Linked DNA regions of Homo sapiens: region 2 is linked to region 1. Evidence: chromatin loops called from intact Hi-C (ENCODE). Cell type or tissue: B cell. All regions are shown on one strand. Links, peaks and the distances in the headings refer to the core of each region. The heading gives the core; the rest is flanking DNA.

Region 1 (2,924 bases), core at 191-2,690:
CTGGGAGCTGCCCTCCCCAAACACTGCATGGGAATTGACCATTTCCTCAGGGATGGCCGTTACAGCCCTTCCGCCACCTGCAGTGACTCCACAGTAGGACAGCCCTCCAGATGGCTCTCAGCAGAACGCTACCTGCCCGTGAAATAAAAATGCAAACTCTCATGCTGATTTTAAGATCTAATATGGGCCAGCATCCCAGTTATAATGGCCTTGAGATAAGTTATTTCTGTTTTTGGAAAAGCACTTTCCAAAATTATAATTATTTTAATAAGATGCCCAACTCATCTAGGGGTGATGGGGAACATGAGGAAGAGTGGATTTTACTTAATTTAGCCTTGGGTCATCTGCTTACACTTCATTCTTCCTTGCTGTGACAGTTTCTCTGCTCATTAGAAATCTGGAGAGAAACAGAAGAAAATGGAAGGCCAGTCCATTTGGTTGCTTTGTTGATGTCTGAGGACAGTGGTGGGTGGAGAAGGCAGCCAAAGTCGTGCTCTTGGCCTGCATGATGTTTTTGGAATTTCTGCGCATACCTGTGCCTCCTGTTTGTCACCATGTACCAGAGACAGTGTATTGCAGGGAAGCCTGTGTGCTCTCTTTCCCAGTCTTCCCTTATCGTGGGCCAGCCATCATTCTTTAGCTCACAGCTCTGAGGTCTTCCAGGAACAAGGCAGCTAGACTCTTGGTTGACTTATCTTCAAGTGACTCCTCAGGAAGGAATGTCCGCTGAGATGGCGATTCCGATTTCTGTTTAAAAAGCTTATCCTTAGTTGCTGAGAAATGAAAAAGAAAATATTCTCTGTTTTGGTTGGAGCCCCACAAAGCTAAAGTTGTGCATTCTCATGCTCCCTGGGCAGTGGCAATTAACTAACAAGCACTATTTAGGGAGCAGAGCCGAATTCTGCCGGCCCCCTGAAGAATACTGGTGCAAAGATCAAGGCACAAACAAGAGGGTGGCACAGTGACGGGGCTTATTACATTTGGAAGTAAGAAAACATGCAGCTTTGCCAAATGGAAAAGGAACAGCCATGAGGCAAAAGAGCCCTCCTCGGAACTTGTTGCAGAATTTGGATCAAAGTCTCAGGCCGAGTTTGGAAGCTCCAAGTAGTTTATCAGGAAAGTGGGAAAAACCAGAGGGGGGATGGTGGCAGCATAGCACTGTTGGATGTATCAGAGGTCAGGAGAGGTCAGAAGGCAGCCCAGGGTCACACAGGAACAGTGTCTGTCCCAGAACATGGCATGGATAAGCTCCACGTTGCTGCTGCTCCAGTTGCGGTCCTTGGGTCAGCAGCCCCAGCATGATACGTGAACTTGTTAGCAGAGTCGTGGGTTCCACTCCTGACCCACCCAATCAGCAACTGCATTTTTTCAAAATCTCCAGGTGGGTTATATGCACTGCCCTGGGAAATTGGAGAGGAAGTGTGAGAAAAACCATTTCCCCCTTCCAGCTTGCTGATGTTCACTTGAGAAGCTGATTGGAGGCGACTGATCATTGTGTGTGTGAAGGGAGTGTCCCTCCTTTGCGGCTGCACCTGAAGCATCCACTGTTGTGTTTCTTTCAGCCATATCAGCAGCGACAGCTTCCTGTGTGACTGCCAGCTGAAGTGGCTGCCCCCGTGGCTAATTGGCAGGATGCTGCAGGCCTTTGTGACAGCCACCTGTGCCCACCCAGAATCACTGAAGGGTCAGAGCATTTTCTCTGTGCCACCAGAGAGTTTCGTGTGCGGTAAGACTGTCTTTGTAACTTTTTCTCTCCTTCATGAAGGACAAGGAAGCCAGGAGGTACTCTTCATTATGGGAGTAATTCCTGTGATCAGAGTAAACCCCAGCCCGTGGTTACAGATCAGCTGCTGGATGCAATTTATTTCTTGCTGAAACCACACACAGTATTTACCGTAGAGTTGCCTCATTATGTGGTTCTTGGAGGACATGCATTTAATCAGAAGGGAGTATAAGTTGGTTCAGTTACAAATCAGAATAATCAGTTACAGGAAGATAGTTCTGTTGTTTCAGAAGGGCTCTGGTGCCCGGGTTTAGCTGCGAATGTACTCCGCGTACGAGGCTGGCGTTTTAATGTGTGTTTCTTTCCGACCCCAAGAATGAAAGGTTAAATACAGGAAGAACAAGTCTCAGGAGAACAGTTGCTGTAGTAAAAATAATTCCTTGATGTTGACTTGTACTCTTGCTGTTTCTCCAAACCACTGAAATCTGCACTTGCAGCTTTACATTCTTTTTGCCTTCTGATTCCTGGAGCGTAGCTCTTGCCATCTTTTTGACTGGGAGTCGGGATCCAAGTTTGGTTGCAGAGAGCACAGAAAATGCTGAACAGCTGAAAACACACACGCAGGCTAGCTCAGACAGGACTGACACAGGCTCACGGTCAGGAAGACATGGTCAAAAAATGAGATGAATTTTGAGTTTTTCCTGTTTGCTTGCTCTAAGCAGGAGCAAGAGTGGGATTCCCAGGCCTGACTGGAACTGCTGGGCAGGTGTTAAGTCCCTCCTGCCTTTTGTGCTCACTGGTCTCCCTTGAGCCTTGAGATCCCTGCTGTGAGGATCCTAACCAGGAACTCACCCATCCATATGGCAACCCTTGTGGGCCACTTCTGTCTCCTACTTTCTGGCCATAGCAATAGCCATTGTGCCTGCTGGAGTAGCCAGTGTGCCTGCTGGAGGCAAGATGTGTGTGCCCTCTCCATGCATCCACCCCTACCTTCACCATCACCACTTTTGAGAACAGGCCTGCTGAACTTCCTCTGGATCCAGACCAGGGACACGTCTTAAACCCACTGCGAACATGGCAGCAGCTCTCCAAACTGACTTTTCATACCGATCTGTCTTATGGAGCCTTCTGTGTGGAATCTAATGCTCGCACAGCTCCATTATCCAGGCACAAAATGGCTGTATAATCCATTGTTCATTGG
Region 2 (2,924 bases), core at 268-2,767, 57 kb after region 1:
GCATAAGTCACAACAGCTGAACATTCTAAGTACATTAACACATAAATGAATAAATAAAATATGGTATATACATACAACGGGATGGAGTATTATTCAGCCATAAAAAGGAATAAAGTTCCGATACATGCCACACTATGGATAAACTCTGAAAACACCATGCCAGGTAAAATAAGCCAGACATAAAAGAACAACTAATGTATGATTATAATCATATGAAATATCTAGAACAGGCAAATTCATAGAGATAGAAGCTACATTAGAAGTTGTAGTTTGTGTGGGAACTGCGTTAGAAGCTGTAGTTTGGCTAGGGGAAGGGGAAAGCAGGAAGCTCTGTACTTAATGATACAACCTTTCTGTCTGAAGTGATAAAAAGGTTTTAGGAATAGATAGTAATGACTGTTACACAACACTGTGAATGTAATTAATGATACTGAATCTTACACTTTAAATGTTTAAAATGGCAAATATTATGATTATGGTAGTGGCAATTTTACCACGATATAAAAATTTTTTTTTAGAAGCCGCAATGAGGTGCTGTTATCCACTAAAATGGCAGAAATCAAAAGACTGAGAAAACCAAACAACTGAAAGGATATGGAGCAACCACAACTTTCATACTTTGCTAGTGGGAACGTACAACTTTGAAAGGTGGTTTTTTGAAAGAGAAATTTTACTCCTAGGTATTTATCCAAGAGCAATGACAATATATGTCCACAAAAAGATTTATACATTAATGTCACAACAGCTTTAATCACAACAGCTAACGTCCATCAATAAGAGAAGGGCTAAACAAATTGTGGTGTATTCATATAAAGGAATATTAGTAATACAATGAAAAAAATTATTGATACATTGCTGTAACATGGACAACCCTTACACAGGTTATACTGAGCAAAAGAAGAAACAAAAAGAGTGCAGACTATATGATTCTATTCATATAAAATTCCAGAAAAGGCAAAAATAACCTGGGCAGGCAGAATGGGACTGAAGATGAGAGAACTTTCTGGGAATAGGGAAATATTCAATATCATAAGGATATGGGGATTACACGACTATACATTTGTCAAAAGTGTACATATATAATTTGTGCATTTCAATATATATGAATTTTACCTAAAAATGTACTGTAAAAAATATAATAGTAGTCAAGGTGAAGAATGAGCATAGACATAAATGAAATAAAAATGGCAGAATATTGATAGCTTTTGCAGGTTGGTGATGGGTACTGCATGGTTCATTATATTATAAACTCTGTTTACTTTCTGTACATCTGAAATTTTCCATAATAAAAAATAAGTGTATGTGTAAAGCATGACTACATTTGCATTATTAAAATTAATATACAGAAGTTCAACCAAAGTTAACTGTCATTAACAATTTGGAATAAATCTTCTGATTTATCTCAACACATTTAGTTTTAGGTTTTAATTTCTGGGGGTTTGTTTTAAACATTAGCATGTGTTCCAAAATTTGATTTTTTCCCCCTAAACAATATCTTAGATATTTCCATGTTGATTAATATATTAATAGATCTATCATTCTTTCTAATGCAGAGAATTTCATAATATTTAACTGTCCCTCATTGATGGCTTATTTCTATTTTTCTTCCTCATAAAACACAACTTTTGTTTAATCAATCATTTCTAATGTGTAGGACATTCTAGCTGTATCATACAGTCTGTAAATATTCCTCAACATACCTCACACTAACATGGTAGGCTAAGACCAAGCGTTAACATTTTCACAGTACAGTCATCCTTAGAAAATGCCCAGTGTGAACATCTGGGTATATCAGAACACAAAGAAATCTGCTGCTGTTGGGTATCAAGTTTAACAAATCAATCAAAATGAAAAATCACAAAATTACACTGGCTTTCACAGTTGAAGTGAGTGACTGTAATGCAAAATTCAATTTAAACTGATCCCCTAGCTAATGTTCAATATTTGCTTTTAGATTTCATCCTATTTCCAGGAGTCTGTAAGCATTACTGATACAGTGCAATTATGGTATCAAGATTTTCCAACACATGTCTGATTTAGCAAAATATAAAATACGATGTCACAGTAGATACAAGTTGTACCTCACCTAAAAATAAAGTTTTAAAAAGGAACAATTTTTGCTAGTTGAGGTTCTTAATAAAAGCAGGAACACTTGAAAAGTTCTTAAAAATCTATTACTAATTCTACACACACACACATATACATATGTTCCACTTATTTTCATTGGCTTCCTGGAATGAACTCTGTATCACACCACAATTTTTAAAGTTGTCACTCGGCAATCAGGATGATTCTTGTTCATGAAACCTGAAAACTTCTTGTATGTAAGAAGCAATCCAGGAAGTTCATTTTTGGTTATTCACAGTCATTTCCAGTATGTTAAGCAGTACTGACTTCAGTCCTTTAAGAAAATAGCCAGGCAGTAGTTGAGGAAGGTAAACTTAAGACTCAGAAATTCCAAAACCAGAATTCCTATCAAAACGTTAGAACTCGCACAGGGTCAGGAAACAGATGTTTTTAGTTAGAATTTGCATGCAACTTTAATCTTTTATCAAATATAATCCGGTTGCCTTAAGATTTTTTTCTTGCAGCTGAGAATGACATCACTGTGTACAGTTCCATTGTCTTTCCCACCCCCAACTTTCCTTCCCTTTCAGCAGCACATTTTAGCATCTCTTTACTGAGATAACAAAGAGGGGAGAGGAAAAATGAATGACCAATGCGTCAAGAAACACAACAATAAAAGGTAGATTTTATTTTACTTATTATTCTATCAAATGTCCTTGTTAACAAAGGCATATGCTTATTTATCCAGGCTTTCCCTATTTCTGAGCAATTTTTCTGGTACCAAAGATGTTTTAATTGATGGTTTCCCAAATTCTAAAAAATAACATTTTAAAACCTAGCCAGGAACAAGAAAGGTT

Evidence for each region. Hi-C counts contacts between places; a loop is a spot of excess contacts. Peaks named below come from ENCODE experiments on the same cell type or tissue, not always from the same donor. Only the 100,000 strongest peaks of a DNase experiment are listed, where the experiment ranks them.
Region 2: it touches region 1 in a loop (2.2-fold over the local background); 2 of 110 quality-filtered maps call a loop at or near these places.

The regions. Positions count from the first base shown.
Region 1 is chr3:66,392,842-66,395,765 of GRCh38, reverse strand. LRIG1 (leucine rich repeats and immunoglobulin like domains 1) reads left to right here. Exons shown (of 19, transcript NM_015541.3): 12 at 1,563-1,726. Among named protein-coding and RNA genes, the nearest start is that of LRIG1, 110 kb to the left of the region's middle. RefSeq lists an enhancer at 2,109-2,158. In B cell, for the core only: no CTCF peak of the experiment used is centred there; a DNase peak (open chromatin) is centred at 1,515; H3K4me3 peaks cover 1,199 bases; H3K27ac peaks cover 1,763 bases.
Region 2 is chr3:66,336,098-66,339,021 of GRCh38, reverse strand. All of the region lies in intron 5 of SLC25A26 (solute carrier family 25 member 26), which reads right to left. Among named protein-coding and RNA genes, the nearest start is that of SLC25A26, 120 kb to the right of the region's middle. In B cell, for the core only: no CTCF peak of the experiment used is centred there; no DNase peak of the experiment used is centred there.